3 separate regions of the Homo sapiens genome follow, and all the other regions are linked to region 1. The links are chromatin contacts, found by Hi-C or POLR2A ChIA-PET in ENCODE. All regions are on one chromosome and are shown on one strand. The core of a region is the stretch at or near the end of the contact, and the rest is flanking DNA. Distances in the headings are between cores, read along the strand shown.

The links. A loop is a pair of places that touch in the nucleus more often than their neighbours do. ChIA-PET counts read pairs that join two places held with the same protein, here RNA polymerase II (POLR2A). Pooled maps may share reads with other maps.
Region 2: a loop to region 1 is called in a pooled map, with 8 times the contacts of the local background. The contact joins the promoter of KDM3B here to the promoter of PKD2L2 in region 1. A Hi-C loop is called at or near these places in 6 of 50 pooled maps.
Region 3: a map with no recorded cell type shows a loop between it and region 1 (10-fold over the local background). The contact joins the promoter of CDC23 here to the promoter of PKD2L2 in region 1. A Hi-C loop is called at or near these places in 2 of 37 single-sample maps with no recorded cell type and 6 of 50 pooled maps. POLR2A ChIA-PET finds 5 or more read pairs at or near these places in 1 of 52 experiments (activated CD8-positive, alpha-beta T cell).

The regions. Positions count from the first base shown.
Region 1 is chr5:137,888,207-137,892,166 of GRCh38, reverse strand. PKD2L2 (polycystin 2 like 2, transient receptor potential cation channel) reads right to left here and starts at 2,710. Exons shown (of 15, transcript NM_001300921.2): 1 at 2,645-2,710; 2 at 1,585-1,686. The coding sequence starts at 2,675. PKD2L2-DT (PKD2L2 divergent transcript) reads left to right here and starts at 2,848. Exons shown (of 4, transcript XR_948815.3): 1 at 2,848-3,020; 2 at 3,879-3,960.
Region 2 is chr5:138,350,782-138,354,741 of GRCh38, reverse strand. It overlaps KDM3B (lysine demethylase 3B), which reads right to left and starts at 2,057. Exons shown (of 24, transcript NM_016604.4): 1 at 1,755-2,057. The coding sequence starts at 1,946. RefSeq lists an enhancer at 1,118-1,217 and silencers at 1,468-1,937, 2,018-2,257, 2,278-2,357.
Region 3 is chr5:138,211,691-138,215,650 of GRCh38, reverse strand. CDC23 (cell division cycle 23) reads left to right here and starts at 2,328. Exons shown (of 16, transcript NM_004661.4): 1 at 2,328-2,499; 2 at 2,588-2,660. The coding sequence starts at 2,339. RefSeq lists an enhancer at 2,017-2,311.

The sequences.
Region 1 (3,960 bases), core at 1,461-3,960:
AATATAGTATGGTGAGTGGTTAAGGTTACATGGACTTTGAATTCAGACAGATAAGGGTGTGAGTCCCATCACAGGGATAGTATCTCTTACCCCCTAGTTTTGTTGTGAGAAGTGAGATGATGCACACAGAACATTTTAAACTGTGTTTTGGCACATGATGAGTTTTTAAAAATATTAACTAGTGGCGGGGCGTGGTGTTGCACCCATAATCCCAGAACTTTGGGAGGCTGAGGTGGGTGGATCACCTGAGATCAGGAGTTCGAGACCAGACTGACCAACATGGTGAAAACCCTGTCTCTACTAAAAACATACAAAATTAGCCGGGCGTGGTGGCACAGGCCTGTAATCCCAGCTACTCCGGAGGCTGAGGCAGGAGAATCGCTTGAACTCAGGAGGTGGAGGTTGCAGTGAGCCACTGTACTCCAGCCTGGGTGACAGAGCGAGACTGTCTCAAAAAAGAAAAAAAAAAGAAAAAAAATCACATTATAAATGGAGATTCAGGTTGCTGTATTATATTAAAAAAAGTGTTCTTTAAAAATCTCTGAATAATGGGATTATAAATGATCTTTTTACTTACATTTTTACATTTTCCAAATGTTCTGTAGTAAGCATGTAGTTTTCATAACCAAGCTTTTATAAAGCAGTCTAAGATATCTTAATTTATAAAGTTGCCTACAGTTATCTTTTTTTTTTTTTTCCTTGGGACAGGGTCTCAGCCTGTCACCCAGGCTGAAGTGCAGTCGTTGCAATCACAGTTCACTGCAGCCTCGACCTCCTGTGCTCAAGCAATCCTCCACCTCAGCCTTCTCAGTAGCTAGGACTACAGGGGTGTGCCACCACACCTGGCTAATTTTATAGTTGTCTTTTCAATCAAGAGCAGACTCAAACTCACCCCTACAACACCAATTAATTACTTAATTGCTATACAATTGCCAGTGTGTAGCACATACCAACATGAGACAATACTGCCAGTGAGCTTTCATCTACTGTTATGTTGGGTGCCATCGACAAATGCTCTTTAATACTCCTCTTTGCATATTAAGCCAATGCTATTGACCCACAGGTAGGAGGAATGCAGGTTGAGATGTTTTCCCAGTCCTCCTTAATTATTTGCATTGACTCAGCACAAACTATTTTTTTAACTGCAATAGGTCAGTGAAAAGAACCAAGCTAATGGCAGACACCAAGATGAACTTTGGCCTCATTTGTACTTTGATTTATGAAACTCAGCTGATGTGTCTATATGACTCTAAACAAAATCAAATTGCAGTTGCCAACCCAAGGGATGAATTATGCTCAAGACAGAACTGCCAAATGAAAGGAATAATTCTAATTCAGTCAGTATTGACTATGGAAGCTTCTTACATTTGCGATGTAAAATTTTGCCCCTTAAGAACTGAAAATAGTCAATTTCTAAATGAAATGAATCTAAATGAATTTAAGATTATGTTTAAACGTGTCACTGTATTTTGAGTTTTAGTAGCCTGACAGCCTGTGGTTTTGAAGTTTGTATGTTTTATTTTTCATCTCCACATTTTAACTTCTTAGTTCAAACAAACAGCATCTTTATATCTGTGTACTTACATATACATAGGTTTATTAAAAAAATAAAGTAGAGTAACAATTCCTGAAGTGTGGTTGTAATTTCTACTTCCTTTCTGTAATGCAACTTATGTTTCGAAGCCCCTGTGAGATATAAGACAAAATTTTTCTTTACATTATTATGTAATTTATAAGTGACAACAATGGAAAAACCACAGCCACTTTTAGTCCTTACACTGCGGGGAGGAAAGCTCCAATAGCTTCTGGCTATTTTTCAATTCTTAGTTTTACGAGGCAGGGATAATTTTTTTACTATATACTATTAATAACAGATTTTTTTTTTGAGACGGAGTCTAGCTCTGTCGCCAGGCTGGAGTTCAGTGACGCGATCTCGTCTCACTGCAGCCTCCGCCTCCCCGGTTCAAGCGATTCTCCTGCCTCAGCCTCCCGAGTAGCTGGGACTACAGGCGCGCGCCACCACACCCAGCTAATTTTCGTATTTTTAGTAGAGATGGGGTTTCACCATGTTGGCCAGGATGGTCTCGATCTCTTGACCTTGTGATCCGCCCGCCTCGGCCTCCCAAAGTGTTGGGATTACAGGCTTGAGCCACTGCGCCCGGCCACTAACAGATTTTATATCATGATGTCTTCTCGCCAGTCTTAAGATGAAAAAGCAAAATACGAAACAAGTAAAACCTCTCATCTGTCCTAACCGTTTTCTCCACCCTCAATACAGCTTCTTGGGAAGGCTGGTTTCTGCTGGACAGGGGAAAAACACCTCGGCTTGAATTCTGTCAAGGTCACGACTCCCCAGATCAACCAAGGACTTTAGAGACCGGCCTAGCGACGGTCACTCGACAGGTGACAACGCCCAGCTCGAGCCTCCGGCAAGAGGCGAGCGCCACCTCGCTCAGGGCTTCAGTTTTCCCGTCTGTGCAATGGGACCATCTGTCCCTCTCCGCTTCCCCAGGGGAGGCTGTGAGGGCTAAAGGTGTCGGCAGTCACATCTCTCAAACGAATTTGGGGCCGCAGAGTTCCTTTCAGGGTGTCTGGAACTGCCAAATCGCCCCTGTCCCTCCCACTCCTTAAGAGGACCCCTCACCGCCTCGGTGCCACCGTGACGCCTCAGCCATGGCGGACCTGCACTACACCGCCCGTTCGTTCGCCTGAGGCCGCGGCGCTTGCGCGCTAGTCTTGCGGCGCGCGCTGCCCGGCTCTGACGCCTGCGCGAGCCCCCAGCTCCTCCAGGGCGGCGAGCTACTCGACAAGTCGTCAGCGCGGCTGCGCCGCAGGAGCCCGGGAGGCCTTTCGCCCGAGGCGGGCTGCGGGCTGCTGGGGTCTGGTGCGGAGGGCCAACTTCTGGGAATAACCTGGCTGTGGGCTTAAAAATCGTAGTCATTCATTATCACGGGCTTCTCTCTCTCGAATACCTTTAACATTTATCGCCTTGTTAGTCTCCACATCCACCTCCGTGAAAGGTAGGTATTTTTGTCCTCATTTTAGGCCTGAAGAAACCGAGAAGCTGAGAAATGAAGTAATTCACTGGAAGTTGGGGCCAAGTCTTGGATGCCCAAGCCCAAATTCCTAACCGTGACCCTACGCTGCTGCTGCTGCTGCTACTTGCAGAAACTGGTTATTAACCGAGAGCTGTTGCTGGAAGTAGCTTCCACTCCCCTGCCCCCGTGATGTAAAAATAGATGAAAAACTCTGCAGTGATTATGTGAAAGGTCAGGCCGACACAGGAGTCCTGGGGCCCAGACCCACATCTGACCCAGAAGCTTTGCAAAGATGAGAAGGTTGGTAAACCAGCTATAGAAAAGGCCAAACTAATTTGGCTGTAAATTAAGGCAGCCAAAAGCCCTCCAGGATGTAAGACCAGGACGGATTCTCGTGTTGATAAAAAGGAAAATAAAATGGAATCCAGTCCAAAGGCCCCAGGGAAACCTGCAAAGAAAACCACTAACCAGTTTTGAAAGTAAAAGATAAAGCCACTTTTGTTATTTCCCTGAAAGAGATGTAGACTGCTGTCGATAAATGCTGTTTTATGTGTAGATAAAAAGCAAAACGGCCACACAGTAGTGAGGGTCAAAAACTACCATCGATGAGAGGAACAGGAGAGGCCTCGCAAAAGGCTGACAGCCAGTGAACTAGAAGCCCGAGAGGAAAAAAAGCTTTAGAATAGTTTTAACAAAAGGATTTGGGCTTTCCTGTACTGGGACTCTCAGCTGTTCACAAAATTATGCTTTCTAAAGTAACAGATTATCTGAAATTGAAATTATTAGAGGAAAAACACCCATATATAGGTAATCAAATTTACATAATTTTTTTTTTTTTAGAGATGGAGTCTCGCTATATTTCCCAGTCTGGCCTCAAACTCCTGATCTTAAGGGATCCCCAGCTCAACCTCTCCCAGCAGCT
Region 2 (3,960 bases), core at 808-3,307, 460 kb before region 1:
AGAATCACTGCAACTTTTTACTTGGTTTGAGAACCCAGTTCCGTGGGATCAGTGGTAAAATTATTCAGTATTTAGCTTAGTGGGTGTCCAGCAAGGAAGTGAGCTCCAAAATCCTCTGCCCTTAGGGAGCACAGCAAACGACAAAGTGAATGGGGAGCCATTTCAGGTGCAGAGCTCATTAGCAATTCATCTGATGGAGGAAACGAGACGACCACTGCAAGAACCAGAAAAAAATCCCAATGAATAGCTAGGGCAAAGTAGGCCTTCGGTCAAAGTATGCATATAATAGTGGATCTTAAGTATGTTTTGCCTCCAAGGTGGTAGAATGAATCTGAAATGGACACTTCTTTTCCCATCCCAGCCATCTTTTAAAGAAAGCGCAGAGGAATAGAGATCCAAATCCCAGTCTTAATCATCATTCCATCCCCTTAAATTTTTAGTATCTTTTTGCAAATTTGCCCCACTGAGGCCTTATAAATGTCCTAGTAACGTTTCTTATACAGCATGAAGAAAAATCAAAGCAAATGAACCCAAGTAGCAGAAGCAAAGCCTAAGCCATCCACAAAAAAAATCCATAAAGCTTGTATATTAGTGAAAAAGGACAGTCTAACACCGTTGATCAATAGGAAGAAAAATGAACATCGGAAGCCTACAACATTACTTCCAAATCTCACAAACTGCGTTCCCGTTTATATCTGCAAAAGCAAGTTCATCAAGAAAATTTACTTTCTGCTTGCTGATCTATTACATTCCAAAAGACCACCCCCTGCCCCAACACGCACACACACCATTTTTCATAGCCTTATCTCACCAGAGAAGCTAGGGCCCCTATCAAAATGAGGAAATAAAGTGGCTTGCCAAAACTCAAACACTATATTTTACCGCCACATTAACGAGAATAACACATCATGATCCCGAATGCTAGTTAAGTTGTATGACTGAACAACTTTAATCACAAAACACACCAAGGCATTCAAAAAGGGCCAAGCCCAAACACAAAGTTTCAAAACAAAACCTCTCCCAAGGTTGGGGGAGTAGCTGAGCTGGGAGCAAAAAGCACTACCCAGCAGCCCCGTTCGGCCACTAAGAAAGATCTCAAACTTAACAAAAACAGCCACAACTGCAGCTCCTGTCACCCAGAAGCGTTAAGGAAAGGAGAGGAGAGCTCGAGACAGTGCCGAGAGCTGGCCTTTCTGGAGACCGCCAGGCCGAGCCCAGCTCAGATGAGGAAGTAACTGCCAGATAAAAAAGCCCCGACCAGCTCCAACTGCAGCCTCCGTGCCTCCCATAACTGCCCACATTCCCGCCCCACTTGGGGCTCTGGGAGAAAAGGAACAGGGCGCAGGTCTCCTGGGAGAGGCTGGGGACCACAGGTCCGCGTCTTCGAGAGGGCAGCGGCAACACTGGCCGAACTCTGAGGCTCCCGGGAGCTCAAGATTCGAGAGCCTGCTCCGAAGGCGTGTTGGGGGGAACGCCGAGAAAAGGGTCGCCCAGGAGGCGGGGCCTGCTGGCTGCAAGCAGCAGCTCCGGACGCCCTGGCCGCCCCCCGGGGGAAACCGGGGCGCACACCCCGACGCGGAAGCCATGCCGGCAAGCGCTCGGGGTGCGGAGGTGCCGGCGGGGGGCGCTAAGGAGACCCGGGGGCACGGAAATGGGTCACCCCCATCCCACCGCCCCCTCACAAAGGCCCCCGGGGAGGCCGCCCGCAGGCCCCGCAGCCCCGGCCTCGAGTGCCCGACTCGGCCGCCACTCACCGCTAGGTCCTGGGGCACCGCCCCGCTCATGGCCCGCACCGTGCCGGCCCGCCAGGCTCGAGTGCGCAGCGCAGGCCCCGGATCTCCGCTCGCCGCTGCCGCCGCGGGAGCCGAGGCCGAGGCTGAGGCCGCAGTGTCCGCGAACAGCAGCAGCAGCCGCTTGCCCACCGGGGAGGCCGCCGCGTCCGCCATCGCCGGGGCCGGCCTGACCCGCGCTCCCGCCCGCCGCCTCCCACCACCTCCGCCGCCAAGCGCCCGATCCGCCCGCAAGGCCTCCCTCCGCACCACCCGCGGCCGCCGTTCCCCCCCACCCCCCCCAACAGCCACCACCAACCACCGGCGCAGCGCAGCGCCCCCCGTGGCCGGGAGCGGAGCCGCAGCCTGGGCCCCGCACAGCGCCCCCCGCGCTCTGGAGCGGGGCGACAGCTCCTGGCCCCTCGCAGCGCTCCGCCCCAATCTCCCCGGGGCCTGCAGTGCCCCCTGCGGTCTGGAGGGGAATTGCAGGTCCGGCCGGGGTAGGGAAGTGGGCGGGTCCTTCAGCTTCCCCATGGCATCATCCCTGGTCTCAATCTTCCTTCAGGGAGTCGTATATATGAGAGGGCTTTAGCTTGCTCTCCTCGGATACCAAAGACATTTACGGGGTAAGGGGGTGAGGGGCAAGGTACCTAGAGAGTGGATGTTTTGAGCTATTTAGTGTCTCCAATACCCCCATTGATTTCCTATCCTGAAAATATGAGCTCCTACCTGCTGTCTTGTAGGAAATGTTCTCCCCATTGGTCCATGAGACACAATGTCTTCCTTCTCAATGGCCCATAACAGCACCATCCCATTCTATACTGCCAGCACTTCTTAGGTTCCTTTCCAATTGGCCAATGTATTACTTCCATTGGATGTATAATGCCACTCTTTCCACTGACTGAAGGCCAACGTGCCCCCCAACATCTTGGTGTTTTTCCTAAAACCGACCTAACTTCTTCCCCTTCCTAGTCTGCCAATGTTATTAAGTCTACGTGTTTCTCCATTCAACTCTTAGGGGAACTGGAAATAGACCAACAGTAAAGGGGTTCTCTTAGTAGCACTCCATCTTACCATGGAATTAGTGGGGCTGGGGGCAAAGAAAATTCTGTAACTCTTATCTGAATGCATTTAATACAGGTGTGGGAGACTGATAGCTCCTGATTAGAAAAGGAGCCTGCAGAGAAAGTGAGATGCTGAGATTTTTGGCTAGATTGTTACCCACAATAAGCAACAGGAAATTGCCTCAATCATTTAAAGCTGGCAATATCAGGGACTAGCACATTCCATGGTCTCATGGATGCAGAGACTGAGTATACACAAAATGGATACAAAAGATAAAGGGTATAGTAATAACCCATGACTGTTGTTCTAAAAGTGACTTTTTGATTTTCCCTACAGACAGGAAATAGTGGTAGCTGGTTCTTTCTCCAAGGCTTCTGTGCCTACCCCAGCTATCTCCTGTCCATAACCTTGTCTACACCCTTGACCTACTTTTCTTGTAACAAAGGCTTGGGGAGAGGGGTAACCAACTATTGACTTTATACTTTTACTAAAGTATAAAACATATAGGAAAATCATTCTAGAACCAACCCTGTGGAGCACCAAGGAAACATTCCTCCCTCCACTTCTTTTTAACTTCCATCTCCCACAGCCAACCTGAGGCCTGACTCAGAATGTTTTTCTGGGCTGAGAGCCACCTCTTAAAGCACATGGCCCATAAGCTGTAGTTGGTAGGAGGGGAACAAGGGTGAATCCATACAAGATCTATCTGCCTTGCAATTTTTCTATCAAAATTATCTGCTGGGATTTTCTCCCATACAGAGATTTAACTACTGCCCCAATGTCCAAGGCTAGTTTCTCACAGCAGAGAGACAGAAATGTACCTAAGTTCACGGATGGGAAAGGCAAAAGGGAAATGCATTCAACAAATGTGACCAGCACTTTTCATGTGCCAGGAACTTCCCAAAGTGTTGGGGACACAATATTGAATAAAACAAAACTCTTGCCCTCATGGAGTTTACGTTCTTTCCTATATTAACAAGACTTCAGGAATGAAAAATAAAATCACACTTGGCCTCACAGAAAATAGCAGAAAAATCCAACAAAAATAAACTCAAAAGAAAAAAAGGGGGAAACAAAGTCATTTTAGATGTTCAAACTTTACCCCTGCTCAAGCAGTAGGTGAAAT
Region 3 (3,960 bases), core at 1,079-3,578, 320 kb before region 1:
CTGCCTCCCAAAGTGCTGGGATTACACGCGTGAGCCACCACGCCCACCTCCCATATTTTTCTTTATAGTTAATGTATTCTTCAAGTTTTTGCCATTGACATTACTTCTTTTTTTTTTTTTGAGATAGGGTCTCTGCATCCAGGCTGGAGAGTGCAGTGGTGCAATCATAGCTCACTGCAACCTCAAACTCCTGGACTCAAGTGATCCTCCCACCTCAGCCTCCCGAGTAGCTGGGATGACAGGCATGCACCACCATGCCTGGATATATATTTTTTTAATTTTTAATTTTTATAGTAGTAGTGATAGGGAGGTCTTGGTATGTTGCCCAGGCTGGTCTTCAACAGCTGGGCTCAAATGATCTTCCCGCCTCAGCCTCCCAAAGCACTGGGAATATAGGCCCGCAAATTGATTTTTTTAAAGGGTAAAATGGGCTGGGCATGGTGGCTTATGCTTGTAATCCCAGAACTTTGGGAGGGCAAGGCGAGAGGATCATTTAAGCCCAGGAGTTTGAGACCAGCCTGGGCAACATAGGGAGATTCTGTCCCTACGAAAATTACAAAAAAAAAAAAAATTAGCTGGGTGTCGTGACACACACCTGTGGTCCCAGCTACTTGGGAGGCTGAGGCGGCAGGATCACTGGAGCCCAGGAGTTTGAGGATGCAGTGAGCCTTGATCGGGCCGCGGCCACTCCAGCCTGGATGACAGAACGAGACCTTCTTTCTTTTTTTTTTTTTTGAGACAGAGTCTCGTTCTGTCGCCCAGGCTGGAGTGCAGTGGCGCGATCTCTGCTCACTGCAAGCTCCGCCTCCCAGGTTCACGCCATTCTGTCTCAGCTTCCAGAGTAGCTGGGACTACAGGTGCCTGCCACCACGCCCGGCTAATTTTTTTTTTTTTTGTATTTTTAGTAGAGACAGGGGTTTCACCGTGTTAGCCAAGATGGTCTTGATCTCCTGACCTCGTGATCCGCCCGCCTTCGCCTCGCAAAGTGCTGGGATTACCGGCGTGAGCCACCGCGCCCGGCCGAGACCCTTTCTTAAAATAAATAAAATAATAAAATAACAATTTAAAAATAGATAACTTCTATATAACACCCAGTGAATGACAAAATGGTTTCAAAAAAAATTCCCGAGGGGTTGGTAAGATAGTATACTACTATGAAAGGATAAAAACCAAAAAACGCCGAAAATGTTCATGTAATGTTTAAGAACATTGGGCTTTGGAGTAAAATCTGGTTTATAGTCTAGACTCTCTCCTTGGAAGAGTGATAGAACTTCTCTGAGCTTCCGTTTTTTCTTTTTTTTCTTTTCTGGTTTTGTTTTTTTTTTTTTTTTTTTTTGACGGAGTCTCGCTCTGTCGCCCAGGCTGGAGTGCAATGGCACGATCTCGGCTCATTGCAACCTCCGCCTCCCAGGTTCAAGCGATTCTCCTGCCTCAGCCTGCCGAGTAGCTGGGACTACAGACACGTGCCACCACGCCCGGCTAATTTTTATGTATTTTTAGTAGAGACGGGGTTTCACCGTGTTGGCCAGGATGGTCTCGATCTCCTGACCTCGTGATCCGCCCGCCTCGGCCTCCCACAGTGTTGGATTACAGGCTTGAGCCACCGCGCCTGGCCGAGCTTCCGTTTTTCTTTCTATAAAATTGGGATGATACGAATATCATAGTGCTGTTTTTAGGATTAAACCAGATTATAGTTGTAAAAGAGCAGAACCTGTTGTAGGATAAACCCTCAATAAATGTGAAATGTTAACAATTATTGTTAAATAAATGTTACAGAACAATGCTCTCACCCCCACCTCCCCGGGCTACCCGGGGTAAGAAAGGGTAGACAAAGAGGAAAAATCCTCCACATGGGGCGATACATCCTCCTATTTTAAGGAAGAATCCAGAGGCTACCATGCATCTTTCCTAGCATATACATCACTTTGTCATTATCTGGTACAGAGTCGGCCCTGAAACTACACCCTTTCTATTTTTCATCCAATCACATCACCCGTGAAAGGCACTCTCCCTTCTCCACCCTTTCTTGCCCCTACTCCCACCCCTAGCTTCCCAGTTTACTTTTCCCAGTCACTCATTCCCCTCTTCCCCGCCCCGCCCAGAGGTCGTGGCTTCTCCCTCGCCCCGCCTATTTTCTAATTTTCCCGCCTCAGTAGCTCTTGGCCATTTGGGGATGTAGTTGTTTCTTTTCCCCCGCCTCTTCGTGACGTTTCAGAAATAAGACCTATGATTGGTTTTTCCGGAGCAAGAGCCGGCCAATGACAGGCAGATATTTTTGGTGCAGATGGGCAGCCAGTATTATCGCCGATGATTGGCTGGAGTGGCCCGAGTCGGGAAAATGGCTGCGAGTACCTCCATGGTCCCGGTGGCTGTGACGGCGGCAGTGGCGCCTGTCCTGTCCATAAACAGCGATTTCTCAGATTTGCGGGAAATTAAAAAGCAACTGCTGCTTATTGCGGGCCTTACCCGGGAGCGGGGCCTACTACACAGTAGCAAATGGTGAGATGTTGGAGTGGGAAGGGACGGGGCTTGGATCCTTGGCCTTGGGGGGCTTGTCGAGCTGATCTAGTTTGTGTGGGTGTTCCAGGTCGGCGGAGTTGGCTTTCTCTCTCCCTGCATTGCCTCTGGCCGAGCTGCAACCGCCTCCGCCTATTACAGAGGTAAGGACATGTTTACAGTGAGCGCTCCCCATCAACCCAGGGGTGTGCCTCAAGAGCCACTGAGTGCCCTGTCACTGGAGGAGAGCAAACTGCTTAGCAGAAATGTTTGTAGAGGGAATTCAGGCATTCAAAGAGCTGAGTGTTTTAAATGATTTTATCCATTTAGTTTTCTTGAGCTTTGAAAGACTTGGTGGTGCTCTTATTTAAAGCTGGGGAGAATTAGTAAACAATTACTGCTTATGATTTCAGCCTTTTAGGGCTTATAGCCAAACCTAGACATAAGAGTGCCTCATAATAGTAAATATTATTATAAGGAATTATTATAAGGATATCTCATAATAAATACCCAAAAGGATGAGAAGAATCAAAAGTTTTGGTCTGGCGCGGTGGCTCACGCCTGTAATCCCAACACTTTAGGAGGCCGAGGTGGGCGGATCACGAGGTTAGGAGTTCGAGACCAGCTTGGCCAACACGGTGAAACCCCGTCTCTAGTAAAAATACAAAATTAGCCGGACATGGTGGCGCGCGCCTGTAATCCCAGTTACTCGGGAGGCTGAGACAGGAGAATCGCTTAAACCCGGGAGGCGAAGGTTGCAGTGAGCTGAGATCGCGCCATTGCACTCCAGCCCGAGGGCAGAGCGGGACACTGTCTCAAAATAAATAATAAATAAATAAAGTTTTTACAATACCTACACTGTTGTCTGATCAGCATAGCAAATAATGGTTAAGTTTGGGTGCTGGATTGAGACGACTCTGGGTTCAAATGACCTTTGGCAACTTAACCTTCTGAGCCAGTTTCCTCATCTGTGCAGTGACGATAGTAATAGTATCTACTCAATGGGGATATTGAGAGAAGTCAATGAGATAATAATATAGACCGCTTAGAAGTGTGCCTGGTGCTTGCATCTATATTTCGGTCAAGTTCTTTATTAGCAGCACCAATGTGGGCAAATGATTTCTAAGTGACAGCCTTCTCATCTATAGATAATGTTAATAATTGCTGCATTTTCAAGAAGATTAAATAAAGCAATAAGGGTAAAGCATACGGTATACTCTTAGGTAAATTTTTTGAGTCAATGCAGTTTATATTTGTCTCATTAGCTTTTACTCTTGTGCCCACTTTCATAATGCCTAGGCCCATCGTTGGTCCTGAATAGGATAAATAATTGTTTTTGTTGTTTAAATTTTAGATTCAGGGGTTACTTGTGCAGATTTGCTACATGGATATATTGTGTGATTCTGAGGTTGGGCTTCAGTTGAACCCATCATCCAAATAGTGAACATAATACCTGATAGACAG